Linked DNA regions of Mus musculus: region 2 is linked to region 1. Evidence: chromatin loops called from intact Hi-C (ENCODE). Cell type or tissue: heart. All regions are shown on one strand. Each heading gives the region's core, and the rest is flanking DNA. Links, peaks and the distances in the headings are about the cores only.

Region 1 (16,217 bases), core at 4,690-12,689:
CTGAGCTCTGCCTGTCTCTACCTTCCAAGGGCTGGGACTAAAGGGGTAAAGCTTGTGCCGCTGCACCTGGATGGGGTTTTGAATCTCGGGCCTTTGTGTACTTGGAGCAGACACTTCACCACAGAGCTGCATGAACAGCTCAAAAAGTGGGGAGAAAGCCGGGCATGGTGGTGCATGCCTTTAATCCCAGCCATGAGTGGGCAGAGGCAGGCGAATTTCTGAGTTCGAGGCCAGCCTGGTCTACAAAGTGAGTTCCAGGACAGCCAGGGCTACACAGAGAAACCCTGTCTCGAAACAAAACAAAACAAAACAAAACAAAACAAAACAAGGAAACAAACGAAAAAAGCCGGGAGAAAAGTTCCCTTCTACATCCGAACCAGCCACAAATGATCTGGTTTCTCTGTATCTTACCAGTTTATTTCCTCCTCTTCTCCTCCTCCCCCCTCCTTCTCACCATCCTCACTTTGGTGCTGAAAATTGAAGCTGTCCTATGGTTGTAAATGCACTCCATCACTGAGAGATTGTCATGGAGTTTGAGATCACTGGGAAACAATCACACCAGACTCAATTCAGATTATAATTTGCCAGATTTATTAAAGCTGCCAGCAGGTTGCAGTCTCTAATCCAATTCAGAGTTGTGCTGCCCAGAGCAGGGTAAGGAGAAAATCACAATTACTTCATTTCTGAAGAATTCCAGCTATGTGAGGAACTGTCTTACTCTCTGTCCCCTGCACAGAGATAAGTGAGTTTACAGAAGCCAGAGCAAACAGTTAATCATTTTACAACAGACACACAATTCTGAGAAGGGGCAGGGAGTCAGGGAATTTATCTGTTAGGAATTTAGAATGTGTGCCTAGCACAAAATGGAGTTTTCCTTAGCCATTACCTATACCTCTAGTTTTATTTTTATATTTTTTAGTTAAGCCATCCTAATAAGAGTGTAGTGATAGCACATTTTGAGGTGTGTGTATTATTATTTTTATTATTATTATTATGCCGCAGCAGTGTGCAGCCCAGGCCACCTGCAGCTCACAGTCCTCCTGCATCAGCTTCCCAAGTGCTGGGAATAGCAGGTGTGTGCTATGAACCCTGGCTTGATTTTCTATGGCCGAGTTGTAAATTTTCAATTTTCTGTGCATTTTATTTAGATGCATGTCTTTTCTCACATATTTCATAAATACTTGAAATATAACCCCAGATGTCTTAAGCAGTTTCCTTCCTTTCTGCCATGACAGGTGCTCCAAGGTTTGTCCTGTTGACTGGGACACACGCAGTCTGATGAGTTGCTTTGATTGTCCTAGGCATAACTGGATTAGCCGCCCCTGGCCCGTCGGCTATGCCCACTTTGGGTGTGTCTGTGTAGGGGCTTCCAGAGAGAGTAACTGAGGGATGTCTACTGCATGGTCTCATCTAGTGGGCAGAATAAAAGGGCAAGTGAAGCCATCTGAGCAATGCCTTTGCCCTTTCTGTCTCCAAATCTGCTGAGATAGGAGCGGCCACTCTCCTGCTCCTGAGCCTTCTCCACCAGTAAGGGCTGCGAGCACTTATCCACAGGGGAAAACAAGCTGCTGCTTGTCGGCTATTTCACTATAGCAACAGGAAACGTAACTAACAGAAACCTGTGCTGGGAGTGGGGTCTCTACTGTGTTTCCTGACCGCATGCTATGCAGGCCTGGATGGGGTATTTAGAACTGTTTTGTGGAATGTACAAGGATTTAGAGCTGTGAGCTAGGGAAGCCCTGGAATGCTGTAAGCAGGGATCAATCGTGTGTGTGTGTGTGTGTGTGTGTGTGTGTGTGTGTGTGTGTGTGTGCACTCGTGTGCACGCGCGCACGCAGTGGCGGTTCAGAAGGCTGGAATGCCAGTAGAAATGCAGGCAGTCAAGACTGTGCTCATGATATTTTGGAGGGGAACAAAGAGTGTGGGAAGTAGGTTAGAAGGCCATTCATATTATTCTCTGGCCTAAGATCTGGCTCTGTTCAGCCCATGTCCCAAAAATCTGAGGCTGGATTCAAAAGTAATGGACTGAAATGCTTGATAAAGGAAATTTCAGAACAGCATCCTATTCGTTCTGTAGCATGGCTACTATGTAGTGTTCTTAAGCCATATGTGTGCATAAGGTGAGGAGAGTATGGCAGAAAGATGTGGAAAATGTTCACATACAACTTGGTGAGGAAAGACATGTGGGCTGGTTGAAAGCTGATGACAAAGATTCTGGACAAAACAGGCACTTGCTATGGAGATTAGTGTATTGAAAAGAAACCTTGTCCTCCACACTGCGAGCACCAAGCACTCATCTGGAGCCACTGCTCCAGCACCATGCCTGCCTGTCTGCAGCCACCCTGTCCTGATGATCAGGGACCCACCCTCTGTAAGCCCCAGTAAACTCTTTCTTCTGTAAGGTGCATTGCTCATGCTTTTTTCACAGTAATGGAAAACTAGGGGTTTAAATTAGGATTGTTTTAAACAAGTTGGTTTCTATAAGACTCCGAGCTCTCTGGTCTCAGGTGGGACAAAATAGCATCAAGGTCCCTTTGTCTTGCCCAGTACTTTCTCTATGTGTTCCCAGAGCAACAGCACCACCTATGGATGTTGGAGATGCCTTCCATTTTCTTCCAGGACTGAGGGGAGATCAAAGCAAGTGCTAGATGAATTGCCTGCTGCACACAGTTGCAGTTTGTGGTGAGATGCATAGACTTCCCTTCCTTGGGGCAAAACCATGGACTTTCTTTCTTTTCTTTGCTATTTTTGTACTGTACTGGGGTGGTGGTGGTGGTGTAATTTCTTCTTTTAAGTCCATGCTAATCTAATTTGGGAGTTTGTTTGAGTTTTCACATTGACTTTTTTGAGATGTGTGGCTCCTCCGGGGACTCTGCCCAGGTGGAGATGGGCATGTTTCCTCATGGAACTGAGCTCACCATACTCCAAAGGTCACCTGACAGTGTGTCGCTGTCTTAGCTGGTGACATCAACAAAATGGCAATGGCTCTGTGAGTTTACTGCCATTTTGTTCATGCCATGTGGTTTCCTGAAACGAGATGACAGCACCCCTAACACTCACCAAACTTTCCGGTACCAGTGAGCCCTCAGGAGATCACCACACACCCTAGGATTCAGTCACACACCCCAATCCTCTTCTCCTTTTGGATTTCAACTTTGCTGAATGCCTAATAGGATCGTGGAAACAGAGGACCCAGAGGAGATTCCTGCATGGGCTCATAGCCTCGTAATAACGTTGGTCCATTTCCTGTGTCAGACTAAGGAGGTAATACCTGACTTCCATGGTGGTTTTTAAAAATGTATTTTATGTGCATGTGTGTTTTGCCTGCATATATGTCAGTATGCCACATATAAGCAAGTACACGAGGAGGCCAGAAGAGGCCATGATATAATCACCTGGCATTATATATGGTTGTGAGCCATTATGTGGGTGCTTGGGAATTCAACTTGGGTCTACTGAAAAAGCAGCAAATGATTTTAATTACTGATTCATTACTCCAACCACACCATACCTCCCCCTCTTTTGGTCAGTTTTTGTTTTCTTTTTTGGGGGGGGGGTTCGAGACAGGGTTTCTCTGTGTAGCCCTGGCTGTCCTGGAACTCACTCTGTAGACCAGGGTGGCCTCAAACTCAGAAATCCGCCTGCCTCTGCCTCCCGAGTACTGGGATTAAAGGCATGTGCCACCAACACCCAGCCAGTTTTTGTTTTGAGACAAGGTCTCACTGTGTAATTCTGGCTGGCCTGGAACTCACTAGGTAGAAGTGAAAGACCCTCGAAGGGAGAGCCTCACTCAAGTCTCGGGATAATAGCGGACACCCCAAGAACTCACGAGAGTCCAAGCTTGATGCAAACCACACGAGGCTTTATTCGGGGAAAGCCAGAGCTCTGGGGAGGACTCGTATCTTACGCAGGGGAAGAGGAGTCGACCCCAAGGGGAAAAAGGTCCCAGTTTTTATAGACCTTCAGGGGGAAAGGAGAAGGAGGGAGTAGGGGATTTCCAGATTTAAACAATGTCTATTCTAAAATGATTTCTCAAGAAATGGGTATGGGAGGGGTACAAGGAAAGAGTCTGGTGCAGGTGCAGCAACTCTGGATTGGCCACCACTGTGGTTGCTGGGGAGATTTTTCCGACACTTCCTTCCTCAGCAACCAATATCACAAACACCTGGCAATGGGCTTCATCAGTGGGCACACACATGGGTTCAAAGAACGGTCAGAACATTGGCAGATACACGGGTTCTAGGAGCAGCCAGAGCATTGTGTACCTCTATTTTTCTAAATCAGTGAACCTAGTTCTGCTAACAAAGAAATCTATTTTGCTAATTTCAGGGCTTTTGTGACCTTTTACATTCTGTCAGGATCTTTCAGATGCTGGCCTTGAGCCCATAAAGTTCCATCTGCGTCTGTCTCAGGATGCTGTGATTAATGCATGTGTGATCACATGGAGTTTGGTATATTGTTTTACATTATATGCTTACTGGTTTCTAGAGGGAACTATGAGTTTTCCCAGCCAAGTGCTTCTAGCACTAGCCAGCTACTGATGGGAGCTAACACTTTGAGATGGCTAGACCTGGAAAGCTCATGTGAACGGATAGCAGTACAGGGCCTTGGGAAAGCACAGATCCTAGTTAGGACTCAAAGGTTTGATTTCCATGTGCTGGCCAAACTACTGTTAAGTGGGCAGCTACAACAGCTCGAGGCAGAACGATTCATCTACTCGGGCAGAGCCTGAAGATTTGGGCTCTGCTGGACCTCAATGCCTGTTCTTTCTGCCGGTATCTCCAAGCCTGTTTTTCTCTGATAGACTATTCCTTCCCTTCCTGAGACTGCTCTGTTCCATGCTTGCCCTCAGCTTTTCCTCTGGGTTTGCTTGCTGTTGCTTTTACTTTGCAGTTACAGTGACATAGAAAGGCTAAGGAAAATAACAGGCCAGTGCCATCCATCTCCAGGTTCTTTAAGATTGTTGTGGTCTGTGTTCTCCAGACTATGGGCACCAAATCAGCAGTAGCGACAATAATAACAAAGTAGAAGACTGTTCTTTGTCAGGACATGGAGAGGATGGAGAGGCCCCTCTGCTTAAAAAAACAAAACAAAAGAAAGCCTCAATAACTCTAGCACCATGTTTTTAAAGATTTAGTATTTGAGAGTTCCAGACATGGTTTGATTATATTCATACACAGACACAGAGACGCTTCATAAGACCAGGTGTATCTGCTTATAAAGGATCCTCACGTGAGGACTGGAGAGGTAGCTCAGTGGTTAAAACCATCACTGCTCTTCCAGAGGACCCAGGTTCAGTTCTCAGCACTCACATCAGGCAGCTCACAACACCTGTATCCCCAGCTCTAGTGGATTCTCACATCTCTGGTCTCTACTGGCCTCTTCACTCACAGGCACACACACACAGTTAATAAAAATGGTCACATCTAGGCTTGTTCCTTCTTAGAACAAGGGGCTTAAGGAGAGTCATTGGACCCTCACCTGAGTATCCAGCCCATTGTATGCAATTCTTCCCTAACTGCATGTGGTTTCAAGGTCTTAGAGAGAAGCTAAAATATATAGGAAGACTGAGCAGGGGAGGGGGCTTCACCTATGCAGCAGTGGGGAAGCCATTATATATAGTGGGTGAAGACTTTCAGTACAGTGCCTTTTTGGGTCACCCACACACCTGTTGGTAACCCTTCACCCATGTTCCATAAGGGAGCTTAGGAAACTCACTGGTTTCCCAAGTCAAACATTAGGAGGACAGAGATAATACAGTCCCCCCATTTCAAGGCAAATGTTCTCACCACAAGACGCAAATCAATAATGCTTCTGTGTCTTTTGTCCTTAAGAAGGAAAGAAAACCCTTGGGGCAGTGGTGACATACACCTGTAATCCCAGCATTTGGGAGGCAGAGTCAGGTGGATCTCTGAGTTTGAGGCTACCGTGGTCTACAGAGTGAGTTCCAGGACAGCCAGTGCTGTACAGAAAAAAACCTTTCTTGAAGACAAAACAAAACAAAACAAAACATAAAGAAAAGGAACGAGGGCTGGTGAGATGGCTCAGTGGGTAAGAGCACCCGATTGCTCTTCCGAAGGTCCAGAGTTCAAATCCCAGCAACCACATGGTGGCTCACAACCATCCCTAATGAAAACTGATGCCCTCTTCTGGAGTGTCTGAAGACAGCTACAGTGTACTTACATATAATCAATAAATAAATCTTAAAAAAAAAAAAAAAAAAGAAAAGGAACGAAAACCACTAAGTAGAAGAAAATCATGTCAAAAGGATGTAAAAATGCAAATATGTTTCGTAAAAAGGAACATTTCTGTAAAGATCAAGATGGCCAGATGCTTTTAACAGGATGCTATCTAACGCATGTGAAAGGCAGGACTTCATGTGACATTAACATCTCCAAGGCAATTCTTTTTTTTTTTTTCTTTTGTTGGTTTTTGAAAACAGGGTTTCTCTGTGTAGCCCTGGCTGTCCTGGAACTCACTCTGTAGACCAGGCTGGCCTCAAACTTAGAAATCCACCTGTCTCTGCCTCCCAAGTGCTGGGACTAAAGATGTGTACCACCACTGACTGACCCAAGGCAACTCTTATAAAGGAAAACATGCAATTGGGACTGGCATGCAGTTTCAGAGGTTTAGTCCATTATAAACATGGCTGGATGCAGGCACACACGGTGCTAGAGAAGGAGTTGAGAGTTCTACATCTTGATTCAAAGGCAGCCAGGAGAAGACTATCTTTCACACTGAGTGGAGCCGTAGCATGGGAGACCTCGAAGCTTACCCATACAGTGACACACTTCCTTCAACACACACACACACACACACACACACACATACACACACACACCCCATATACATATGCCAAAATAGTCTAAAACATTGATTGGCATGCTCACCCAGGTTTCCTGTGGCAATCCTCCCCCTAAATGGTTATATATGGTCACAGAACAGAAATGTTTGACAGCATTGGCCTCATGTTGGAATCACTTGCATACACTAGTCACCACAACCCCCTTCAGGGCTTCTCTACACAAGAAACTGGCCATGGCAGAGGACCCAACCCACTCCCCCTCCATCACAGAGTGATCTGAGAGAAGTTTCAGCATTTTATTTCCAGGTGCTTCCAGGAGCTCACTTAAGAAAAGTACAAACAACAAGCAACGGTACAGAGATGCTGCTCTACAGATCTCGCTGGTCTCAGAGTGGCCTTGGAGAGTTGGGGCTGAGAGCAGAGTGAAGCCAGGCAGGCTCAGAATGTGGAGGGGGGCCCCTAGTGTGAGCCTTCAGATCCAGATATCAGAACTGCAGTCACCCCCTGGGTAACGAAGCTCGTGAGCCAGTGCTGGCCCAAGGGGCTCCTTCCCAAAGTCCACCAGAAAGTTGGGGTTCAACTTCAGCCCTCCATTTACTGTGTCTACATCAACTTGAAGCATCACGGAGCCTTCCCTAGAAGAGAAGAAGAGGTAAGCTAGAAGTTGTATGTAGCCAACCCCATACCCCAAGATTTTGTGAGTATAGTTGGTTCCTGGGGATGGGACAGGGTCCGTGGGCCATCTGTATGGTGGGGTACAGTTGGAGTTCCTGATGAGTCTTCGGAAGGCCAAGTGATGCTTGTGGGAGAGGACAGTTGGAGAAATGAGCCCCCACACTGCTTCTCACCTAATGAGGTCAGGGTAAAACTGCTTGTCCCAGTCGCTGTACAGTGATGTAGTGGCGTAAAGACGCTTGCCATCTAAGCTGAGCTGGATCATCTGAGGGCCTCCAGGAATTCGTTTTCCCTTGAGGAAACAAGAGGTCAGACTCCAAGTAACCCCCAAATGGCCTAAGCAACTGGTGCCCACTTGGCATACCAGCTGGATCCCAAAGCATCCAAGAAGATACTCTCGAGCATGACTAGAGGGAGCAGGGAGAAGTTCTCACCTTGACCACTAGGGGCTCCGGCTGACAGGTTAACTCTTGGTCCTCCAGCACTTGCACAGAGCCTCCTCTAACAATGCTGCCCCCAAGGAAGATCTGGAAACAGGGTTCAGAGGGAAAGGGGGACAAAGGTTACAGATGTAGTGATCATCTTAATGATCCAAACTCACTGAGTTTTAGAGTCAGCAAGCCCCCACCACCACACACAGACAGACACACACATACACACACACACACACACATACAGACACACACACCAGAGACACACACACACACACACACATGTACATACACACACACACACATACACACACATACATACACACATACGTGCACACTCACACACACATACACCACCATCACCACCAACACACACACTCTGGGCTGTTTGTGGGGCATTTTAGAGAGATTTAACTGGAAGGGACGATCCACCCTGAATGTGAGTGACACCAGCCCATGGACAGGGATTCTAGACTATCAAAAAGGAGAAGACAGGTGAGTACCAGTAATCAACTCATGCCTTCTGTAAAATACATTTTATCAGCACACCTTCTGACTATGGTGGACTGTACCCCTTCTCAAACCATGGTAGAATAAACATTTCCTTCCTTTGTTTTAGTCAAGTATTTAATCACAGTAACAAGAGTAACTCATATGGGTGTGGACGTTACATTAGAGTTGTTTGCCTTATTAGAATCTCTTTGTGTGTGTGTGTGTTTTGTTTAAGAGACCATCTCACTGTGTAACTCCAGCTGGCCTGAAATTCCAGGCTGGTCTCAAACTCACAGAGATCCACCTATTTCTCTAGGGCTGGCCTTAAAGGTATGCTCCTTCATACCCAGAGACCATCCCTTTCTTGTCAGACACAGTCCCTGTGTTCAGTCATGGCTCTTCAGTCCTGGGCCTGTTCCTTTGCCCACAGTTTTGCGTCTCCTGCTTCTCCCTTATCAGCCCCAAGCAGCTTTTGCTAGTGCCTCTACCTGCCCAGTGAGGCGGGGCTTCTGTGGGTTAGAGATGTCATACTGCCGAATGTCCCCATGCAGCCAGTTGCTGAAGTAAAGGAAGCGGTCATCCAGGGACAGCAGGATGTCGGTGATCAAACCTAAGCAGGATTGAGGGGCTGTAAGGAGTCTATCTCTCTTCCCAAGCCAGGAATCAACCTGCCCTCTCCAGTGGGCACTCACCAGGCATTTCTGGCAACATCCAGCCCTTCACTTTCTTGGAGGGCACTTGGATCACCTTCTCCACTGACCAAGTGCCTTCCTACATTGGGGAAGGGAGAGAACGTACTTATCAGAACTGGGGACAGGGAGGGAACAAATGCTGGGCCTCCTGGCTTGCAGGGAAGGGGACCCCAGCCAGCAGGGCAAAGAGCTTGACTGCCTCACCGTGGCATCACCAATCCCTGTCAGAGTGGCTAACACAGATGCCCACTGAAGGGCTCTAGCAGGTCAGAGCATGGCAAACATGGCGCCAACAGGTTTCGCCTTTCACCCTTCTTCTTGCTAAAAAGTATTCAATTACATTCCTAAAGCTAGTCACCAAGGCCTATTCCGTCGTTTGGACACTTCCCCCTCCTGAGGCTGACCACAAAGGTCCAGCTATCAAAGTATTGAAGTCCAGGCATCAAAGGCCCCCTTGGTCACCTAATTAATATGCCCAATTAAAATTAACCAACTCATCCTAACAAGAAGTTTCTCTTTTACCTTTATAAACTGCCATTTGCCTATGGGCTACATCTGTCTCCTCTCTATCCAGAGGCAGTCCTTTGTCCCTCCAGGGCAAATATCCCTGCTCTCTCCCTTGTTCCTTTCTCTCTTCTCCCTCATCCTACCCCATTCCCTCCATCCCTTCTTCTGTCCCTCGCCTCCTCCTTTTTTTTTTTTTTTTGTCTTGTTTTTTTTTTTTTTCCTTTGTTTTGTTTTGTTGTTTTTTTGATCAGGGTTTTTCTTTGTAGTCCTGGAACTGGATCAGTAAACCAGGCTGGCCTTGAACTCACAGATCTCCTTGCCTCTGCCTGTAGAGTACTGAGATTAAAAGAATGTTCCACCAAGCCCTCTATCTTCTGACTTTGTCTTTTTGTCCCTGCTCTTTGTCCTTCTGGGGCAAATAAATCTCTTTAGTGCCGAGAACTCGGTCTTGTTGTGTTTTGAGTTAATTCCGTTCCTTTCACTCACTAAGTATATTTTTATTTTTCCTTTTTGAGACAGTCTCATGTAGCCCAAGCTGACCTCAGACACTTTGTAGCTGAGGCTAGTCTTGAACTCCTGGTCCTCCTGCCTCCACTTTCCAAGGGCTGGGATCCCAGGTGTCCAGCCTTAGGTTTTGAATGAATTTATCAGTATGGCCAATTAGGTTTCAAGTGTCCCTACCAAAAGTCATGGTGAAATTTAATTACCACTGTGAGGAATTGAGAGGTGAGAATTTTTTTTTTCTTTTTTCTTTTGGTTTTTCAAGACAGGGTTTCTCTGTGTAGCCCTGGCTGTCCTGGAACTCACTCTATAGACCTGGCTGGCCTCGAACTCAGAAATCCTCCTGCCTCTGCTTCCCAAGTGCTGGGATTAAAGGCGTGTGCCACCATGCCCGGCTAAGAGGTGAGACCTTAATTGTGGCTTTTTATTTTTTGGACTTGCAAATCTCCTGCCTCCACCTCCCAAGTGCTAAGGTTACATTTTAACTGGGTAGCTGGGACCTCTTTGTTTTAGTTATTGTTTGTTTTTAACTTAATTTGCTTTTACTTTGTCCTACATACAGGAGTATTTTGCCTACATATATATCTGTGCACCACATGCCTTCCTGGTGCCTGCAGAGGCCAGAGGAGAACTCAGATTGCCTGGAACTGGAGTTACAGGTAGTTGTCAGCCACATGTGAATGCTGGGGATGGAAGCCAGGTCCCCCAGAAGAGTGGCAGATGCTAACTGCTGAGTCAGCTCTCCAGCTTCTGTTTGTCTCGTGAGGCATGGTTTCACTATGTGGGCTTGGGTGGTCTGGAACTTGTTACATAGACCAGGTTGGCCCCCACAAAGCTTCACCTACTTCTGCTCTCCCAAGTGCTGGGGTTAAATACCACTCACCACCTGGTGACTAGTTGGGACCTTTACTTAATTAAGTCAGAGCTCACAGAAGATGGATTCACCCATGAGAATGTTTATGGTTGTCTTGAAAATGAATCAATTAACAAAGCCAATTTGTTATTTGCAGATGATTCTCTCATCCAGTAAAGTCCCTAGAGGCAGAGTTCCCAATGAGAGCTTTTATCAGATGCTATTCCTCAACCTTGGAGGGCCTAGCCTCAGACCTATGAGCTACATAAACCTCTATTCCTTATTCTGCGTATGACACTCAGTTGCTGAGTTACAGCAACAGAAGACAGGCTCAGGCAAGGTAGAAATTAGGAGGTGCTTGTGAGAGAGACTCTCATAGCTGAGTGTTGGGGATGGGGTGGAAGGCAGGGATCAAAGTTACCTCATTCTTGTAGAAGCGCTGGATGTTGGAGCTGAGGGCACAGCCTACAAAACCCTGGGTGGCACTTGGGTCGTGCAGGAAACGGATCTCCAGGGGTATCAGCCCATCTGTCATTTGCAGGGTCTGGATAATCTCATGGCGCTGCCAGTCCCACACAAATATGCGGCTCCCATACAGCCCTGAGCAGGGAGGGGACAGGGACCAGAGGCTGGGCTCAGGTCAGGGTGGGAGGGCATGGGCCGGGGCAGAGTGCCAGCTAGGATGGGGAGCTGGAATGGGCACAGAGGACTCCTGAGCAGATCTGAGCATCCTAAGCAAGACAAGTGCAGATCTGCTGTAGGGTAGAGAGCTGAAAGCAGGGGCTGTGGACTAAGGCCCCTGCCTGCCCTTAGGGTGATTCTCACCAGCCTCCACATGAGCCGGGTTGAAGCCATCTTTGAAGACATTGGGAGCTGCCCATTCAGTGCTGACCATGACATTGTGTCGAGGCTGGTACCAGAAGTCGTAGCCCATTGGAGATGCACCCCCAGGCTTCTCCCATGTCCCTTTCACCTCGAAGGTCTCCCCATCCAGCAGCACAAAACTCCCTGAGCAGGGAAAAGGGGCTTATGTAGAAGTGGTGGGCCATCTCTCTTTCCCACCGGGCTGAAGGTCAGGTGTGGGAACATCCATTTTAGAGATGGCAGGAGTCAGGGAGGCCCTTACTCTGTACTCTTCTAGCAGCTTCACCCTTCTCTTAGAGCGCTTGGGAAAATGTTCTCCCTCTGAACAGAGAGCTCTGGGACTGAACCCTGTAAGTATCACCTGCCCAACCTATCACAACCACTGTGGGTTCTTCTCAGAGTCTAAGCTTTGTTGGTCCAGTAAGAATCCCAAGCAGTGCCAGGCAGTGGTGGCGCTCACCTTTAATCCCAGTACTTGGGAGGCAGATGCAGGCAGATTTCTGAGTTCGAGGCCAGCCTGGTCTACAAAGTGAGTTCCAGGACAGCCAGGGCTATACAGAAAAACCCTGTCTCAAAACAAACAAAACAAACAAACAAAAGAATCTCAAGCAGCTACAGGCAAAGCTCCGGTTCCTTCCAGCCAGCTGTCCTTTGTGCATTCAAATTTCTTCCCTCCCTCCCTTTCTCCTTCCCCCCTCTTCTCTCCCTCTTTCTTGAGACCTGGTTTCTCCATGTAGCTGTCCTAGAACTCACTATGTAGACCAGACTGTCCTTGAACTCACAGAGTCCTTTCTGCCTCTGCCTCCCAAATGCTGAGGCTAAATGTGTGCATCACCATGCCCAGCTATATTAAAAGCTAAAACAAACCAAAGAAACAAACAAAAACCCCCACAACAACAACAACAAACCCAAACAACCAAACAAAAACCACACACACACACATACAAAAAACCCAACAAAACAAAACAACCCATAAGCCAAGGGCTGTGAGGGTTGTTCATGAATTCACAAAGGCCAGAGTTATGTTACATAGGTACTTCTAACTTCACACGCGAGTCCACATCCTTATGGCAGACTCTTGACCATGCAGTTACAGCTTATCCTGTGTGTGTGTGTGTACACTGATGGACTGATGGTTGAAACTGGGACTTCAATAATGTAGGCAAGTGCTCTACCACTGGGTTATAACTCCAGCCTTCTTTTATTTGTATTTTGAGACAAAATCTTGCTAAGTTTCCCAGGCAGGCCTTGAACTTGTGATCTTTCTGCTATGACCTAGAAAATAGCTGAATTTATACCCCATGACCAGACCCATCCTCATCACTGTAGTAATAACTGAAACAACTGATGCCACTCGCTGACATGTTAGATGTTGGATAGGACTCAGCCAGTTCCCCCTGGTGTCTCACTCTATTGCTCCCCAGGCTTTGGTTCTGTTCCCCACACAGTGGGATGCCTTCCACACTTCTTAGCTGCTGAGATTTTACAAGTCCACAGTGCCAGCAGGTACCTTTGCCATTACCCTGGAGATCCCCCAAGGTGTTGACCATGACTTCTCCACTGGCCAGGCAGTGGCTGGTGTGCGTATTGCTCACGTTGCACTTGGCTTGGATTTCACTGGCTTCAATGACCTGGAGAAGGTAAGGAACAGGGTCAGAACTTTACAGAGCCAGAAGTCTCCACTACCTGCTGTCATTCTCCCTGTGGGCCCTGCCTCCTTTTCCTCTCCCTGAGTGAAGACAGCACAAATTCAGTCTGGTAACTTGGAGACCAGCAAGAGAGAGGCAGAGAAACCACCAGTAAGTCTTCAGTCAGAGAGCATTGACATTCCCTTGTCCCTCTTGAAGGCACTCCCATCTCCTGGGGCCCCTCCGAGGCCACTGTTAGCTCTGTACCCTCAGCAGTCAGCTCTGAGCATCTGGTGCAGAGGATGGATATCCAATGACGTGTTGAGAGGAAGCCCTGAGCTAGCTGGCTCTGACACCCTGCTCAAAGAAGAAACCTCCTCTCCTGGCATCCCAGCCCATGCTTGAAACTTGCTTGATGGTGCCAGTTCAGGAGCCCTCTGAAGTGTGCCCTTCCTTCCTGCTGCTGAGTCAGACCCTGTGTCAAATCTGGAGACAGCTAGTCTAAGGGTTGTTGGGCCAGCATGTTCAATAGGGTCACAAGGACGGAGGATATGCCTTGTGCAACTTCGGGGCACGAGGCTCAGAGCCCACATCCACCACGTAGATGCGGGAGGACATGAGACCAGGCAGTATCAGCTTGTTGCGTGACTTCGTGCTGTCCCCAAAGCAGCTGCTGCAGGTGTTCCATCCTGAGTGGTGCAGCTCGTCCTTCAGGTAGGGCATGGGCAACCTGTGGATGACCTAGGATGGAGGACAGGAAGTGCTGATTGCCCAGGTCCTGCCTCTACAGACTCATTTTTGACTAGGCATAGACAGGGTTTCAGTTCAGCACCCTGTGCAATGAATAGCTTGCATTACTGTGAGGACAAAGAAGGGTAGAGGTAGGGAACCGGGGCTGTCGTGGGAGTCTCAGGGGCACTAGTGACCATGCTTCACCTCACCTGGCTATACTGGGGAGACTTAGGGTCTACATCCACAGTGGCCAAATAATCCGGGGCTTCGGTGCCTGTGTTCCGGTAAATGCAGGGCAAGTAGACAATCTCCTCTCGGGGTCCTGGGAAGTAGAAAGCAGGTTGTGGTAATCCACCAGGCAGAGGCAGCTCAGGAAGGATCAGAGGGCTAAAGGTAGATCTGCTGTACCCCAACCCTACCCTGGGGTCTGCAGAGGGATGCCGGCCCTTCGATTTACAATTACCTTTCATGGCCTCCAGAGGGGTGGGGTAACCTGGACCACACTTTGTGCATTTTGTAGCTGTAGAAATAATGGGAACACGTTGGCTGGGGCCTGCTTTGGAGTGTGATTCTCTCTTTATGCAGCCTGTGACACATCTGGCAGGCAAGGCAGACTCACTGCTGCCCCAGGTCCCTACTTCAGCCCCATCACTTTGGCCCAGTACCCCCAACCCATCCCCCAACCCAGTCCCCCATCTCTGATGAGGGTGAGGTGGAAGAGTGGAGCCACATGACCTGGAAGTGGACTGGAGGAGGTGAGGCAGAGCCTGTGTCCTCAGTAATCATAACACTGACTTCGATTCCTGCCGTAGCCTACCTGGCCAGTCTTGGGCAGAACTTGGGCAAATTATCTAACTCAGTTTCCAGTTTGTATGTGAAGAAGAGATAATGAGAGCACCACAGGGGGATGGGCACACGGCCTTAGGGAGGCAGAAGCAGCATGAGTTCAACACTAGCCTTGCTACATAGCAAAAACTGATTTAGGGCTCATGCCTTTAATGCTTTTAATCCCAGCAAGCAGAGGCAGGTGGAGATCCGCAAGTTCAAGGCCAGCCAGGTCTACATAGTTTTGGGGCAGTCAGGGTTACATAGAAAGACCCTGTCTCAAAAAAGCAAAAGTGAGCTAGGAAGGCTCAGCAATTCAATTCCCAGCTACCAGCAAGCACAGAGTTCAGCTCTGGGGAGGTCAGATGCCTCTGACCTCTGAGGGCTGCACCACTCACCAGCGCATACACACACACACACACACACACACACACACACACACACACACACAGACACACACTAAATCTTAAAATCAAACGACCCACCGAGGGAAGCTGCTCAGTGATAGAGCACTTGCCTATCATTGGAAGGTTTTTGGTTCAACATGATAAAACAAAATCCCGGAGGGGCCTCTGTGAGACCTAAACCAAGTAGGCAGCCTTCTGAGGTCTGTTCTGAGGAGCAGCCCTCGAGAATGGGAAGGCTGCATCTTCCACCAAATTCAGCCAGAGCAGGACCCAGAAACTTCCTCCATCCAGCTGGGGTCCTGAGCTGGGTTGCTGGTCACACTCAGGATTACACAATCAATCCAAAGCCAGGGAGTGTGTGTATTTGGTCAAGACTGATGCCAGGCCGGGCTTAGTGGCGCATGCCTTTAATCCCAGCACTTGGGAGGCAGAGACAGGCGGATTTCTGTGTTCGAGGCCAGCCTGGTCTATAAAGTGAGTTCCAGGACAGCCAGGGCTACACAGAGAAACCCTGTCTTGAAAAACCAAAAAAAGAAAAAAAGAAAAGAAAAGAAAAAAGAAAAAAAAGACTGATGCCAGTTGTGTGTCCTTAGGCTTCTTTCTATTTTCCTAGTGATCACAGCTATAGGGAGAGGCCCTTCCGGACCCTACAGTCTGACAAGACAGTTGCCAAGATTCCAGCTTTTTGAGTGTGGGCCAGACTCTGGAGGTTGAACAGGCTCATGTAGGTTGAAAGAAATTCTGAAGTGGAGCTCACAGGCCTGTGCTCTGCCCCTGCCCTGACCCAGGTCCACAAGCAGGCCCG
Region 2 (16,217 bases), core at 3,356-11,355, 240 kb before region 1:
GTATTTCTTTGGTTTTTCTCTGTGCCTTCCAGCATTCTTAGTTTTGGGGTAGGTGGAGGCTAGACATTTTACTAAGCTTAGTGGATACATTTTGAGAAGTTTATTAGTCCAGAGATCAGATAGAAAGTTAAGGCAATTGGCCTAAGGGCCTAAGCTCAAGAGAATTTTGGTGACACAATTTTTACAACTGTGATTTTTGTTTGTCTCTTTCTTTCTTTTCAAATACAAGGTTTCACTCCAGTCAGGTTTGACTTCATAATCACCATATACCCATGTTGATCCTGAACGCATTGCAATCCTCCTGCCTTCGTCTTCTGGGTGTTGGGTTTATAGGTCATGAGTCCCCATGCTCCAGAACTGACTAGAATTCTAGTCTGCCAAGGCCATGCACTCCTTAAGATGACTGTGGCTTTTTCAGGGAACTGGAACTCACACATCTTCATGGTGTTTTTATTTTATTGTATTTTCTAATCTTATGAACTTTATTATTTAAAAAACTTGCAAATTAGCAAAACGACTGTGAACCAAAATTATTCAACACAAGCTGTGAAGATTCACATTAATTTTGTTTGATTGATTTTTTTTTTTTTTTTTTTTTTGATTCTTGAGACAGGGTTTCTCTGCGTAGCCCTGGCTGTCCTGGAACTCACTCTGTAGGCTGGCCTCGAACTCAGAAATCCACCTGCCTCTGCTTCCCAAATGCTGGGATTAAAGCCATGTGCCACTACTGCCCTTTCAGTATCGTATATATTTTATTCACTCATCCACCACCCAAACCAAATTAGAATTAGAACTAGAAAATCAATTATCTTTGTACCTTCTTATAACTTGTGACTATTTGGCCTTTTTTCTTCCCTTTTTTCCACTTTATACTGAATGTATATTACTTTACATTTGTACATTTGTCATCAGCTAGACTCTGGATATGAGAGAGAACATGTAGATTTTTTCTTTCTTTCTGAGATTGTGACCTCACCTAATATTCTACAGTTGGAGTCCATTTTCCTGCAGTTTCATAACTTCCCTTTTTCTTTAAAGCCGAGTAGTTTCCACACCACATTCTCATTATCCACTCACTGTTGACAGGTGAGTTGATTCCAACTCCCCACAGTACTACAGCAATAAACATGAGCATGCAAACATCTCTATGGCAGGGTACAGAGTTCTCTGGGTATGTGCCCAGGAGTGAAATTGCTGCGTCATGTGGTAGTTCTGTTTGTCTTCTTTGTCAAATATTAAATGAAAAAAGTCTTGTCGTTTTATTTGTAGGTTCTCTCTTCTGTTCCATTGGTCTACTGCCTATTTCCTGCCAGAACAAGGCTGTCTTTATCACTGTAGCTCTATGGTATAATTTGAGGTCGGGTATAATAATACCTCCAGCAGTGTTGTACTCCCTGGGACTGCTTTCTTTTTTGTTTTGTTTTTCGAGACAGGGTTTCTCTGTGTAGCCCTGGCTGTCCTGGAACTCACTTTGTAGACCAAGGCTGGCCTGGAACTCAGAAATCCACCTGCCTCTGCCTCCTGAGTGCTGGGATTAAAGGAGTGCGATACCACGCCCGGCTCGGAACTACTTTCTATTTGTGATCTCCTGTGTTTCCATATGATTTCTTGTATTTTTTCTAATTCATGAAATATGACATGGGAATTTTGATAGATATTACATTCATTCTGTATATTAATTTTGCAATATAGATATTTTCATAATATTAATTCTGTCTATTCAGGAATATGAAATATTTTCCCATTATTTAATTAAACCTGTGATTTCCTTTTTTGGTATCTTGAAGTTTTCACTGTAGAGGTCTTTCACTCTTTAGTTAAATATATTCCTAAATACTTAATTTTGGGGTGGAGTTATTTTGAATGGGATATTCTTCCTAATTTCTTTCTCCAACCGTAGACTGTTAGTGCGAATCAATGCTACTCATAGAGACAAATGAAAATGGAGGCATATCTTATCAGAATCTCTGGGATGCAGTCCTGAGAGGAAAGTTTATAATAATAAGTCCTCATATTAAAAAATCTGAGCGATATCGCTGGGCATAGCATTAAGGGCAGCAAAGGCAGGCAGATTTCTGAGTTTGAGGCTAGCCTGCTCTATGAAGAAAGTTGAAGGATAGCCAGGGCTACACAGAGAAACCCAGTTTTTTTTTTTGTTTTTTTTTTTTTTTAAATCTAATGATGCACCTTCAGAAAACAAGCAGAGAACCCTGAACATAGTAGACAGCAAGAAATAATACAGATTAGGGAAGAAAGTAATAAATTTGAGATTAAGAAGACAGTATACGCTGGGCATGGTGGAGCACACCATTAATCCCAGCACTCGGGAGGCAGAGGCAGGCAGATTTCTGGGTTCGAGGCCAACCTGGTCTACAGAGTTCCAGGACAACCAGGGCTATTCAGAGAAACCCTGTCTCGAAAAAACAAAAAAACAAACAACAAAAAAAACCCAACAACAACAAAAAGAAGACAGCATACAAGGGGCTGGAGAGATAGCTGCTCTTCCAGAGTCCTGAGTTCTATTCCTAACAACTAGATGGTGGCTCACAACCATCTATAATGGAATCTGATGCCCTCTTCTGGCCAGCAGGTGTACATGCAGATAGAGCACACATACATAAAATAAGCAAATCTTTTCAAAAAGACATTATACAAAATCAAAGAGTTTTTTTTTAAGTTAGTAAGATAAGCAACTTTTAGCTAATCTAACAAGAAGAAAGAAGAGACACAATAAAATCAGAGGTCAAAGGGCGTCACTACAATGGACTCCAGTGAAATTCAGAACATCATTAGAAATTACTGTTAAAGATTAAACTCTGAAAAGCTGCATAACTCAGAAGAAATAAAAGGTGTTCTCAACTCATATTATCTACTAAGATTAAGCCCTGTAATAAAATTAACCCATCCTACAAACATTGAGATGGAAGCTATTTATAAAAGCCTTTCCTTTAAGGGCAGTGGTGGGGCATGCCTCTTTTACCCAGCACTCCCAAGTCAGAGGCAGGCAGATCTCCGAGTTCAAGGCCAGCCTAGTCTGCATAGTGAGTTCCAGGACAGCCAAGGCTACACATAGAAGGTTAGAAGGTGAAGTCAGTGGGGTGTGTGTGTGTGTGTGTGTGTGTGAGACGGAGGATGCCTTTAGTTCCAGCATGCAGGAGGCAAAAGCAAGCAGAACTCTGTGAGTTTGAGGTCCAGCCTGGCATACAGAGTGAGTTCTAGGACAAACAGGGCTTCATGAAGAGACCCTGTCTCAAATAACAAACAAAAATACAAAGTGAAAGAACACTACTAACTCCATTCTTTGAAGTCAGTGTTACCAAAGCCAGGAACTGCAAAATAGAGACTGCATAGTTTTCTGAGGCTCGTGCTCCTATCCCTGTCTTTCTCCTGAGCCCATTGATATCTAGAGGTGTCAGCAAGCTTATCTTAATTTTTCTAGCAAGGATATTTTAGGTGGTGTTGTGTACTTTCTGTTGCATCTAGATGTTGGGATGCATATATGCTCTGGTTATCCTTTTATTATTCAAAAATGTTATTCTCTTATTTGGAGACAAGAGTCTTGCATAGCCCAAGTTAACCTAGAACTCTATGCCTTCTCCTGATCTTCCTTTCTGTATCACCCAAGTGGCAGGATTACAGTCATATGCCACCATGAATGGCATATGTTCTGATCTTTCTCGGTCTTTTAAAAAATATTCATTTATTTTATGTATATAAACACACTATTGCTCTCTTCAGACACACCAGGAGAGGGCATCATCCGCTACAGATGATTGTGAGCCACCACGTGGTTTCTGGGAATTGAACTCAGGACTTCTGGAAGAGCAGTTAGTGCTCTTAACCGCTGAAACTCTCTCTCTCTCTCTCTCTCTCTCTCGTTTTTTGTTTTTTCAAGACAGGGTTTCTCTGTGTAGTCCTGGCTGTCCTGGAACTTACTCTGTAGACCAGGCTGGCCTCGAATTCAGAAATCTGCCTGCCTCTGCCTTCCAAGTGCTGGCCAAGCTACTGTTAAGTGGGCAGCTACAACAGCTCGAGGCAGAACGATCCGTCTACTCGGGCAGAGGCTGGAGATTTGGGCTCTGCTGGACCTCAATGCCTGTTCTTTCCGCCAGGTATCTCCAAGCCTGTTTTTCTCTGATAGACTATTCCTTCCCTTCCTGAGACTGCTCTGTTCCATGCTTGCCCTCAGCTTTTCCTCTGGGTTTGCTTGCTGTTGCTTTTACTTTGCAGTTACAGTGACATAGAAAGGCTAAGGAAAATAACAGGCCAGTGCCATCCATCTCCAGGTTCTTTAAGATTGTTGTGGTCTGTGTTCTCCAGACTATGGGCACCAAATCAGCAGTAGCGACAATAATAACAAAGTAGAAGACTGTTCTTTGTCGGGACATGGAGAGGATGGAGAGGCCCCTCTGCTTAAAAAAACAAAACAAAACAAAACAAAACCTCAATAACTCTAGCACCATGTTTTTAAAGATTTAGTATTTGAGAGTTCCAGACATGGTTTGATTATATTCATACACAGACACACAGACGCTTCATAAGACCAGGTGTATCTGCTTATAAAGGATCCTCACGTGAGGACTGGAGAGGTAGCTCAGTGGTTAAAACCATCACTGCTCTTCCAGAGGACCCAGGTTCAGTTCTCAGCACTCACATCAGGCAGCTCACAACACCTGTATCCCCAGCTCTAGTGGGATCTCACATCTCTGGTCTCTACTGGCCTCTTCACTCACAGGCACACACACGCAGTTAATAAAAATGGTCACATCTAGGCTTGTTCCTTCTTAGAACAAGGGGCTTAAGGAGAGTCATTGGACCCTCACCTGAGTATCCAGCCCATTGTATGCAATTCTTCCCTAACTGCATGTGGTTTCAAGGTCTTAGAGAGAAGCTAAAATATATAGACTGGGAAGACTGGGCAGGGGGAGGGGGCTTCACCTATGCAGCAGTGGGGAAGCCATTATATATAGTGGGTGAAGACTTTCAGTACAGCGCCTCTTGGGTCACCCACACACCTGTCGGTAACCCTTCACCCATGTTCCATAAGGGAGCTTAGGAAACTCACTGGTTTCCCAAGTCAAACATTAGGAGGTCAGAGATAATACAGTCCCCCCATTTCAAGGCAAAAGTTCTCACCACAGGACGCTTCTGTGTCTTTTGTCCTTAAGAAGGAAAGAAAACCCTTGGGGCAGTGGTGACATACACCTGTAATCCCAGCACTTAGGTGGCAGAGTCAGGTGGATTTCTGAGTTTGAGGCTACCGTGGTCTACAGAGTGAGTTCCAGGACAGCTAGTGCTGTACAGAAAAAAACCTTTCTTGAAGACAAAACAAAACAAAACATAAAGAAAAGGAACGAAAACCACTAAGTAGAAGAAAATCATGTCAAAAGGATGTAAAAATGCAAATATGTTTCATAAAGAGGAACATTTCCATAAAGATCAAGATGGCCAGATGCTTTAACAGGATGCTATGTAAGGCATGTGAAAGACAGGACTTCATGTGACATTAACATCTCCAAGGCAACTCTTTTTTGTTTGTTTTTGTTTTTGTTTTTGAAAACAGGGTTTCTCATTGTAGCCCTGGCTGTCCTGGAACTCACTCTGTAGACCAGGCTGGCCTCAAACTTAGAAATCCACCTGTCTCTGCCTCCCAAGTGTTGGGACTAAAGACATGCACCACCACTGACTGGCCCAAGGCAACTCTTATAAAGGAAAACATGCAATTGGGACTGGCATGCAGTTTCAGAGGTCTAGTCCATTATAAACATGGCTGGATGCAGGCAGACACGGTGCTAGAGAAGGAGTTGAGAGTTCTACATCTTGATTCAAAGGCAGCCAGGAGAAGACTATCTTTCACACTGAGTGGAGCCTGAGCATGGGAGACCTCGAAGCTTACCCATACAGTGACACACTTCCTTCAGCACACACAAACATACACACCACACACACACACACCCCATATACATATGCCAAAATAGTCTAAAACATTGATTGGCTTGCTCACCCAGGTTTCCTGTGGCAATCCTCCCCCTAAATGGTTATATGTGGTCACAGAACAGAAATGTTTGACAGCATTGGCCTTATGTTGGAATCACTGGCATACACTAGTCACCACAACCCCCTTCAGGGCTTCTCTACACAAGAAACTGGCCATGGCAGAGGACCCAACCCACTCCCCCTCCGTCACAGAGTGATCTGAGAGAAGTTTCAGCATTTTATTTCTTGGTGCTTCCAGGAGCTCACTTAAGAAAAGCACAAACAACAAGCAACGGTACAGAGATGCTGCTCTACAGATCTCGCTGGTCTCAGAGTGGCCTTGGAGAGTTGGGGCTGAGAGCAGAGTGAAGCCAGGCAGGCTCAGAATGTGGAGGGGGGCCCCTAGTGCGAGCCTTCAGATCCAGATGTCAGAACTGCAGTCACCCCCTGGGTAACGAAGCTCGTGAGCCAGTGCTGGCCCAAGGGGCTCCTTCCCAAAGTCCACCAGAAAGTTGGGGTTCAACTTCAGCCCTCCATTTACTGTGTCTACATCAATTTGAAGCATCATGGAGCCTTCCCTAGAAGAGAAGAGGAGGTAAGCTAGAAGTTGTATGTAGCCAACCCCACACCCCAAGATTTTGTGAGTATAGTTGGTTCCTGGGGATGGGACAGGGTCCGTGGGCCATCTGTATGGTGGGGTACAGATGGAGTTCCTGATGAGTCTTCGGAAGGCCAAGTGATGCTTGTGGGAGAGGACAGTTGGAGAAATGAGCCCTACACTGCTTCTCACCTAATGAGGTCAGGGTAAAACTGCTTGTCCCAGGCGCTGTATAGTGATGTAGTGGCGTAAAGACGCTTGCCATCTAAGCTGAGCTGGATCATCTGAGGGCCTCCAGGAATTCGTTTTCCCTTGAGGAAACAAGAGGTCAGACTCCAAGTAACCCCCAAATGGCCTAAGCAACTGGTGCCCACTTGGCATACCAGCTGGATCCCAAAGCATCCAAGGAGATACTCTCGAGCATGACTCTGAGGGAGCAGGGAGAAGTTCTCACCTTGACCACTAGGGGCTCCGGCTGACAGGTTAACTCTTGGTCCTCCAGCACTTGCACAGAGCCTCCTCTAACAATGCTGCCCCCAAGGAAGATCTGGAAGCAGGGTTCAGAGGGAAAGGGGGACAACGGTTACAGATGTAGTGATCATCTTCATGATCCAACCTCACTGAGTTTTAGAGTCAGCAAGCCCCCACCACCACACACAGACAAACACACACACACACATACACATAAATGCACACACACACAGGTACAGACACACACAGAGACACACACACATACACACACATACACACACACACACATGTACACACACACACACACACACACACACACCACCATCACCACCACCACACACACACTGGGCTGTTTGTGAGGTATTTTAGAGAGGTTTAACTAGAAGGGACGATCCACCCTGAATGTGAGTGGTACCAGCCTGTGGACAGGGATTCTAGACTGTCAAAAAGGAGAAGACAGGTGAGTACCAGCATTCAACTCTGCCTCCTGTAAATGCAACATGACAGCTGCCTTACATTTTATCAGCACACCTTCTGACTATGGTGGACTGTACCCCTTCTCAAACCATGGTAGAATAAACCTTTCCTTCCTTTGTTTTTTTTTTTTTTTTAAAGATTTATTTATTTATTATATGTAAGTACACTGTAGCTGTCTTCAGACACTCCAGAAGAGGGCATCAGATCTCGTTACGGATGGTTGTGAGCCACCATGTGGTTGCTGGGATTTGAACTCCTGACCTTCGGAAGAGCAGTCGGGTGCTCTTACCCGCTGAGCCATCTCACCAGCCCTCCTTCCTTTGTTTTGGTCAAGTATTTAATCACAGTAACAAGAGTAACTCATATGGTGAGGACATTACAGAAGAGTTGTTGGCCTTATTAGAATCTCTTCGTGTGTGTGTGTGTGTGTGTGTGTGTGTGTGTGTGTATATGTGTGTGTGTTTTGTTTAAGAGACCATCTCACTGTATAACTCTAGCTGGCCTGAAATTCCAGGCTGGTCTCGAACTCACAGAGATCCACCTATTTCTCCAGAGACCATCCCTTTCTTGTCAGACACAGACCCTGTGTTCAGCCATGGCTCTTCAGTCCTGGGCCTGTTCCTTTGCCCACAGTTTTGCGTTTCCTGCTTCTCCCTTATCAGCCCCAAGCAGCTTTTGCTAGTGCCTCTACCTGCCCAGCGAGGCGGGGCTTCTGTGGGTTAGAGATGTCATACTGCCGAATGTCCCCATGCAGCCAGTTGCTGAAGTAAAGGAAGCGGTCATCCAGGGACAGCAGGATGTCGGTGATCAAACCTAAGCAGGATTGAGGGGCTGTAAGGAGTCTATCTCTCTTCCCAGGCCAGGAATCAACCTGCCCTCTCCAGTGGGCACTCACCAGGCATTTCTGGCAACATCCAGCCCTTCACTTTCTTGGAGGGCACTTGGATCACCTTCTCCACTGACCAAGTGCCTTCCTACATTGGGGAAGGGAGAGAACATACTTATCAGAACTGGGGACAGGGAGGGAACAAATGCTGGGCCTCCTGGCTTGCAGGGAAGGGGACCTCAGCCAGCAGGGCAAAGAGCTTGACTGCCTCACCGTGGCATCACCAATCCCTGTCAGAGTGGCTAACACAGATGCCCACTGAAGGGCTCTAGCAGGTCAGAGCATGGCAAACATGGCACCAACAGGTTTCGCCTTTCACCCTTCTTCTTGCTAAAAAGTATTCAATTACATTCCTAAAGCTAGTCACAAGGCCTATTCCGTCGTTTGGACACTTCCCCCTCCTGAGGCTGACCACAAAGGTCCAGCTATCAAAGTATTGAAGTCCAGACATCAAAGGCCCCCTTGGTCACCTAATTAACATGCCCAATTAAAATTAACCAACTCGTCCTAACAAGAAGTTTCTCTTTTACCTTTATAAACTGCCATTTGCCTATGGGCTACATCTGTCTCCTCTCTATCCAGAGGCAGTCCTTTGTCCCTCCAGGGCAAATATCCCTGCTCTCTCCCTTGTTCCTTTCCCTCTTCTCCCTCATCCTACCCCATTCCCTCCATCCCTTCTTCTGTCCCTCGCCTCCTCCTTTTTTTTTTTGTCTTGTTTTTTTTTTTCTTTGTTTTGTTTTGTTGTTTTTTTTTTTTTTTTGATCAGGGTTTTCTTTGTAGTCCTGGAACTGGATCAGTAGACCAGGCTGGCCTTGAACTCAGAGATCTCCCTGCCTCTGCCTGTGTAGTACTGAGATTAAAAGAATGTTCCACCAAGCCCTCTATCTTCTGACTTTGTCTTTTTGTCCCTGCTCTTTGTCCTTCTGGGGCAAATAAATCTCTTTAGTGCCGAGAACTCGGTCTTGTTGTGTTTTGAGTTAATTCCGTTCCTTTCACTCACTAAGTAAATTTTTAATATTTCCTTTTTGAGACATTCTCATGTAGCCCAAGCTGACCTCAGACACTTTGTAGCTGAGGCTGGTCTTGAACTCCTGGTCCTCCTGCCTCCACTTTCCAAGGGCTGGGATCCCAGGTGTCCAGCCTTAGGTTTTGAATGAATTTATCAATATGGCCAATTAGGTTTCAAGTGTCCCTACCAAAAGTCATGGTGAAAATTTAATTACCACTGTGAGGAATTGAGAGGTGAGACCTTAATTGTGGCTTTTTATTTTTTGGACTTGCAATTCTCCTGCCTCCACCTCCCAAGTGCTAAGGTTACATTTTAACTGGGTAGCTGGGACCTCTTTGTTTTAGTTATTGGGTTTTTTTTGTTGTTGTTGTTGTTTTGTTTTGTTTTGTTTTGTTTTGTTTTTTGTTTTGTGTTTTTTTTAGGTTTTTTGAGACAGGGTTTCTCTGTGTAGCCCTGGCTGTCCTGGAACTCTATTGTTTGTTTTTTAACTTAATTTGCTTTTACTTTGTTCTATATACAGGAGTATTTTGCCTACATATATACCTGTGCACCACATGCCTTCCTGGTGCCTGCAGAGGCCAGAGGAGAACTCAGATTGCCTGGAACTGGAGTTACAGGTAGTTGTCAGCCACATGTGAATGCTGGGGATGGAAGCCAGGTCCCCCAGAAGAGTGGCAGATGCTAACTGCTGAGCCAGCTCTCCAGCTTCTGTTTGTCTCGTGAGGCATGGTTTCACTATGTGGGCTTGGGTGGTCTGGAACTTGTTACATAGACCAGGTTGGCCCCCACAAAGCTTCACCTACTTCTGCTCTCCCAAGTGCTGGGGTTAAATACCACTCACCACCTGGTGACTAGTTGGGACCTTTACTTAATTAAGTCAGAGCTCACAGAAGATGGATTCACCCATGAGAATGTTTATGGTTGTCTTGAAAATGAATCAATTAACAAAGCCAATTTGTTATTTGCAGGTGATTCTCTCATCCAGTAAAGTTCCTAGAGGCAGAGTTCCCAATGAGAGCTTTTACCAGATGCTATTCCTCAACCTTGGAGGGCCTAGCCTCAGACCTATGAGCTACATAAACCTCTATTCCTTATTCTGCGTATGACACTCAGTTGCTGAGTTACAGCAACAGAAGACAGGCTCAGGCAAGGTAGAAATTAGCCCGGCACAGAGAGCAGGCAGCGTTGCTTCCTGGGGAAGCCTTGGCTGGTGGGGCCAACAACCATGGGCACTGAAGTCTGGGAGGAGGTGCTTGTGAGAGAGACTCTCATAGCTGAGTGTTGGGGGTGGGGTGGAAGGCAGGGGTCAAAGTTACCGCATTCTTGTAGAAGCGCTGGATGTTGGAGCTGAGGGCACAGCCTACAAAACCCTGGGTGGCACTTGGGTCGTGCAGGAAGCGGATCTCCAGGGGTATCAGCCCATCTGTCATTTGCAGGGTCTGGATAATCTCATGGCGCTGCCAGTCCCACACAAATATGCGGCTCCCGTACAGCCCTGAGCAGGGAGGGGACAGGGACCAGAGGCTGGGCTCAGGTCAGGGTGGGAGGGCATGGGCCGGGGCAGGGTGCCAGCTAGGATGGGGAGCTGGAATGGGCACAGAGGACTCCTGAGCAGATCTGAGCATCCTAAGCAAGACAAGTGCAGATCTGCTGTAGGGTAGAGAGCTGAAAGCAGGGGCTGTGAACCCTCGCCTGCCCTTAGGGTGATTCTCACCAGCCTCCACATGAGCCGGGTTGAAGCCATCTTTGAAGACATTGGGAGCTGCCCATTCAGTGCTGACCATGACATTGTGTCGAGGCTGGTACCAGAAGTCGTAGCCCATTGGAGCTGCATCCCCAGGCTTCTCCCATGTCCCTTTCACCTCGAAGGTCTCCCCATCCAGCAGCACAAAACTCCCTGAGCAGGGAAAAGGGGCTTATGTAGAAGTGGTGGACCATCGCTCTTTCCCACCATTCCCTCTCTGTTCAGAGGGAGAACATTTTCCCAAGCGCTCTAAGAGAAGGGTGAAGCTGCTAGAAGAGTACAGAGTAAGGGCCTACCTGACCCCTGCCATCTCTAAAATGGATGTTCCTGCACCTGACAGTGGATGGGAAACAACCACTATCACAACCACTATGGGTTCTTCTCAGAGTCTAAGCTTTGTTGGTCCAGTAAGAATCCCAAGCAGTGCCAGGCAGTGGTGGCGCTCACCTTTAATCCCAGCACTCGGGAGGTAGAGGCAGGCAGATTTCTGAGTTCGAGGCCAGCCTGGTCTACAAAGTGAGTTCCAGGACAGCCAGGGCTATACAGAAAAACCCTGCTCACAAACAAACAAAACAAACAAACAAAAAAATAATCTCAAGCAGCTATAGGCAAAGCTCTGGTTCCTTCCAGCCAGCTATCCTTTGTGCATTCAATTTTCTTCCCTCCCTCCCTTTCTCCCCACCTTCTCTCCCTCTTTTTTTTTTTTTTTTTTTAGATTTATTTATTTATTTATTATATGTAAGTACACTGTAGCTGTCTTCAGACAACCCAGAAGAGGGCATCAGATCTCATTATGGATGGTTGTGAGCCACCATGTGGTTGCTGGGATTTGAACTCGGGACCTTTGGAAGAGCCAGTCAATGCTCTTAACCGCTGAGCCATCTCTCCAGCCCTCTCCCTCTTTCTTGAGACCTGGTTTCTCCATGTAGCTGTCCTAGAACTCACTATGTAGACCAGACTGGCCTTAAACTCACAGAGTTCTTCCTGCCTCTGCCTCCCAAATGCTGAGACTAAATGTGTGCATCACTGTGCCCAGTTATATTAAAAACTAAAACAAACCAAAAAAACAAACAACCCCCCCCACAACAACAACAACAACAACAAAAACCCAAACAACCAAACAAAAACTACACACACACACACAAAACTAACAAAACAAAACAACCCATAAGCCAAGGGCTGTGAGGGTTGTTCATGAATTCACAAAGGCCAGAGTTACGTTACATAGGTACTTCTAACTTCACACGCGAGTTCACATCCTTATGGCAGACTCTTGACTATGCAGTTACAGCTAATCCTGTGTGTGTGTGTGTGTGTGTGTGTGTGTGTGTGTGTGTGTGTACTGATGGTTGAAACTGGGACTTTAAGAATGTATGCAAGTGCTCTACCACTGGGTTATAACTCCAGCCTTCTTTTATTTGTATTTTGAGACAAAGTCTTGCTAAGTTTCCCAGGCAGGCCTTGAACTTGTGATCTTTCTGCTATGACCTAAAAAATAGCTGAACTTATACCCCATGACCAGACCCATCCTCATCACTGTAGTAATAACTGAAACAACTGATGTCACTCGATGACATGTTAGATGCTGGATAGGACTCAGCCAGTTCCCCCTGGTGTCTCACTCTATTGCTCCCCAGGCTTTGGTTCTGTTCCCCACACAGTGGGATGCCTTCCACACTTCTTAGCTGCTGAGATTTTACAAGTCCACAGTGCCAGCAGGTACCTTTGCCATTACCCTGGAGATCCCCCAAGGTGCTGACCATGACTTCTCCACTGGCCAGGCAGTGGCTGGTGTGCAAACTGCTCACGTTGCACTTGGCTTGGATTTCACTGGCTTCAATGACCTGGAGAAGGTAAGGAACAGGGTCAGAACTTTACAGAGCCAGGAGTCTCTACTACCTGCTGTCATTCTCCTGGCTTTGTCTGTGGGCCCTGCCTCCTTTTCTTCTCCCTAAGGAAAGACAGCACAGATTCAGTCTGGTAACTCGGAGACCAGCAAGAGAGAGGCAGAGAAACCACCAGTAAGTCTTCAGTCAGAGAGCATTGACATTCCCTCGTCCCTCTTGAGGGCACTCCCATCTCCTGGGGCCCCTCTGAGGCCACTGTTAGCTCTGTACCCTCAGCAGTCAGCTCTGAGCATCTGGTGCAGAGGATGGATATCCAATGACGTGTTGAGAGGAAGCCCTGAGCTAGCTGGCTCTGACACCCTGCTCAAAGAAGAAACCTCCTCTCCTGGCATCCCAGCCCATGCTTGAAACTTGCTTGATGGTGCCAGTTCAGGAGCCCTCTGAAGTGTGCCCTTCCTCCCTGCTGCTGAGCCAGACCCTGTGTCAAATCTGGAGACAGCTAGTCTAAGGGTTGTTGGGCCAGCAGGTTCAATAGGGTCACAAAGACAGAGGACATGCCTTGTGCAACTTCGGGGCACGAGGCTCAGAGCCCACATCCACCACGTAGATGCGGGAGGAGATGAGACCAGGCAGTATCAGCTTGTTGCGTGACTTCGTGCTGTCCCCAAAGCAGCTGCTGCAGGTGTTCCATCCTGAGTGGTGCAGCTCGTCCTTCAGGTAGGGCATGGGCAACCTGTGGATGACCTAGGATGGAGGACAGGAAGTGCTGATTGCCCAGGTCCTGCCTCTACAGACTCATTTTTGACTAGGCATAGACAGGGTTTCAGTTCAGCACCCTGTTCAATGAATAGCTTCCATTACTGTGAGGACAAAGAAGGGTGGAGGTAGGGAACCGGGGCTGTGGTGGGAGTCTCAGGGGCACTAGTGACCATGCTTCACCTCACCTGGCTATACTGGGGAGACTTAGGGTCTACATCCACAGTGGCCAAATAATCCGGGGCTTCAGTGCCTGTGTTCCGGTAAATGCAGGGCAAGTAGACAATCTCCTCTCGGGGTCCTGGGAAGTAGAAAGCAGGTTGTGGTAATCCACCAGGCAGAGGCAGCTCAGGAAGGATCAGAGGGCTAAAGGTAGATCTGCAGTCCCCCAACCCTACCCTGGGGTCTGCAGAGGGACACAGGCCCTTTGATTCGCAATTACCTTTCATGGCCTCCAGAGGGGTGGAGTAACCTGGACCACACTTTGTGCATTTTGTAGCTGTAGAAATAATGGGAACACGTTGGCTGGGGCCTGCTTTGGAGTGTGATTCTCTCTTTATGCAGCCTGTGACACATCTGGCAGGCAAGGCAGACTCACTTCTGCCCCAGGTCCCTAATTCAGCCCCATCACTTTGGCCCAGTACCCCCAACCCATCCCCCAACCCAGTCCCCCATCTCTGATGAGGGTGAGGTGGAAGAGTGGAGTCACATGACTTGGAAGTGGACTGGAGGAGGTGAGGCAGAGCCTGTATCCTCAGTGATCATAACATTGACTTCAATTCCTGTCGTAGCCTACCTGGCCAGTCATAGGAACTTGGCAAATTATGTAACTCAATTTACAGTTCGTATGTGAAGGAGAGATAATGAGAGCACCACAGGGGGATGGGCACGCGGCCATAGGGAGGCAGAAGCAGCATGAGTTCAACACTAGCCTTGCTACATAGCAAAAACTGATTCAGGGCTCATGCCTTTAATGCTTTTAATCCCAGCAAGCAGAGGCAGGTGGAGATCCGCAAGTTCAAGGCCAGCCAGGTCTACATAGTTTTGGGGCAGTCAGGGTTACATAGAAAGACCCTGTCTCAAAAAAGCAAAACTGAGCTGGGGAGGCTCAGCAGTTCAATCCCCAGCTACCAGCAAGCACAGAGTTCAGCTCTGGGGAGGTCAGATGCCTCTGACCTCTGAGGGCTGCACCATTCACCAGCGCATACACACACACACACACACACACACACACACACTAAATCTTAAAATCAAACGACCCACCAAGGGAAGCTGCTCAGTGATAGAGCACTTGCCTAGCATTGAAAGGCTTTTGGTTCAACATGATAAAACAAAATCCCGGAGGGGCCTCTGTGAGACCTAAACCAAGTAGGCAGCCTTCTGAGGTCTGTTCTGAGGAGCAGCCCTCGAGAATGGGAAGGCTGCATCTTCCACCAAATTCAGCCAGAGCAGAACCCAGAAACTTCCTCCATCCAGCTGGGGTCCTGAGCTGGGTTGCTGGTCACACTCAGGATTACACAATCAATCCAAAGCCAGGGAGTGTGTGTGTTTGGTCAAGACTGATGCCAGCTGTGTGTCCTTAGGCTTCTTTCTATTTTCCTAGTGACCACAGCTGTAGGGAGAGGCCCTTCCGGACCCTACAGTCTGACAAGACAGTTGCCAAGATTCCAGCTTTTTGAGTGTGGGCCAGACTGGGGAGGTTGAACAGGCTCATGTAGGTTGAAAGAAATTCTGAAGTGGAGCTCACAGGCCTGTGCTCTGCCCCCTGCCCTGACCCAGGTCCACAAGCAGGCCGGAGAGAGGTTAGAGACATGGGTCAGGTTAAGAGCAATGACTGGGGCTGGAGAGATGGCTCAGCGGTTAAGAGCACTGACTGCTTTTCCAGAGGTCCTGAGTTCAATTCCCAGCAACCACATGGTGGCTCACAACCATCTGTAATGGGACCTGATGCCCTCTTCTGGTGTGTCTGAAGACAGCTACAGTGTACTCATATACATAAACCGAATAAATAAATCTTAAAAAAAAAAAAAAAGAGCAATGACTGCTCTTATGAAGACCCCAGATTTGATTCACAGCATCCACATGGTGGTTAAGAACTGTAACTCCAGCCGGGTGTGGTGATGCACGCCTTTAATCCCAGCACTCGGGAGGCAGAGGCAGGTGGATTTCTGAGTTCGAGGACAGCCTGATCTACAAAGTGAGTTCCAGGACAGCCAGGAAAGGAAAAAAAAAAAAAAGAAAAAAAAAGAACTGTAACTTCAGCTCCAGGAGATCCAACACCCTCTCTGGCCTCACACACATAGAGGTACATATATGGTGCACATAAGTGCAAGCCAAACACCTATGCAGACAACATCAAGTAAACATGTAAGGAAATGATAAGGAAGCCTCAAGGCCAGAGCAGCCTCTTCTGTAGTTCTGCAGCCGGGAGATCCACATCGAGAAGGTGTTGG

What was found. A loop is a pair of places that touch in the nucleus more often than their neighbours do. Peaks named below come from ENCODE experiments on the same cell type or tissue, not always from the same donor. Only the 100,000 strongest peaks of a DNase experiment are listed, where the experiment ranks them.
Region 2: it touches region 1 in a loop (34-fold over the local background); 13 of 42 quality-filtered maps call a loop at or near these places.

Annotation. Positions count from the first base shown.
Region 1 is chr3:94,695,277-94,711,493 of GRCm38, reverse strand. Selenbp2 (selenium binding protein 2) reads right to left here. Exons shown (of 12, transcript NM_019414.2): 2 at 14,644-14,700; 3 at 14,390-14,502; 4 at 14,004-14,189; 5 at 13,331-13,451; 6 at 11,782-11,964; 7 at 11,378-11,556; 8 at 9,096-9,174; 9 at 8,892-9,013; 10 at 7,915-8,007; 11 at 7,654-7,772; 12 at 7,088-7,440. The coding sequence ends at 7,278. Among named protein-coding and RNA genes, the nearest start is that of Selenbp2, 9.8 kb to the right of the region's middle. In heart, for the core only: a CTCF peak has its summit at 7,909; no DNase peak of the experiment used is centred there; H3K27ac peaks cover 726 bases.
Region 2 is chr3:94,934,743-94,950,959 of GRCm38, reverse strand. Selenbp1 (selenium binding protein 1) reads right to left here. Exons shown (of 12, transcript NM_009150.3): 2 at 14,207-14,263; 3 at 13,953-14,065; 4 at 13,567-13,752; 5 at 12,885-13,005; 6 at 11,132-11,314; 7 at 10,734-10,912; 8 at 8,418-8,496; 9 at 8,214-8,335; 10 at 7,029-7,121; 11 at 6,767-6,885; 12 at 6,202-6,554. The coding sequence ends at 6,392. It also overlaps a transcript of Rfx5 not described here. Among named protein-coding and RNA genes, the nearest start is that of Selenbp1, 9.8 kb to the right of the region's middle. In heart, for the core only: a CTCF peak has its summit at 7,015; no DNase peak of the experiment used is centred there.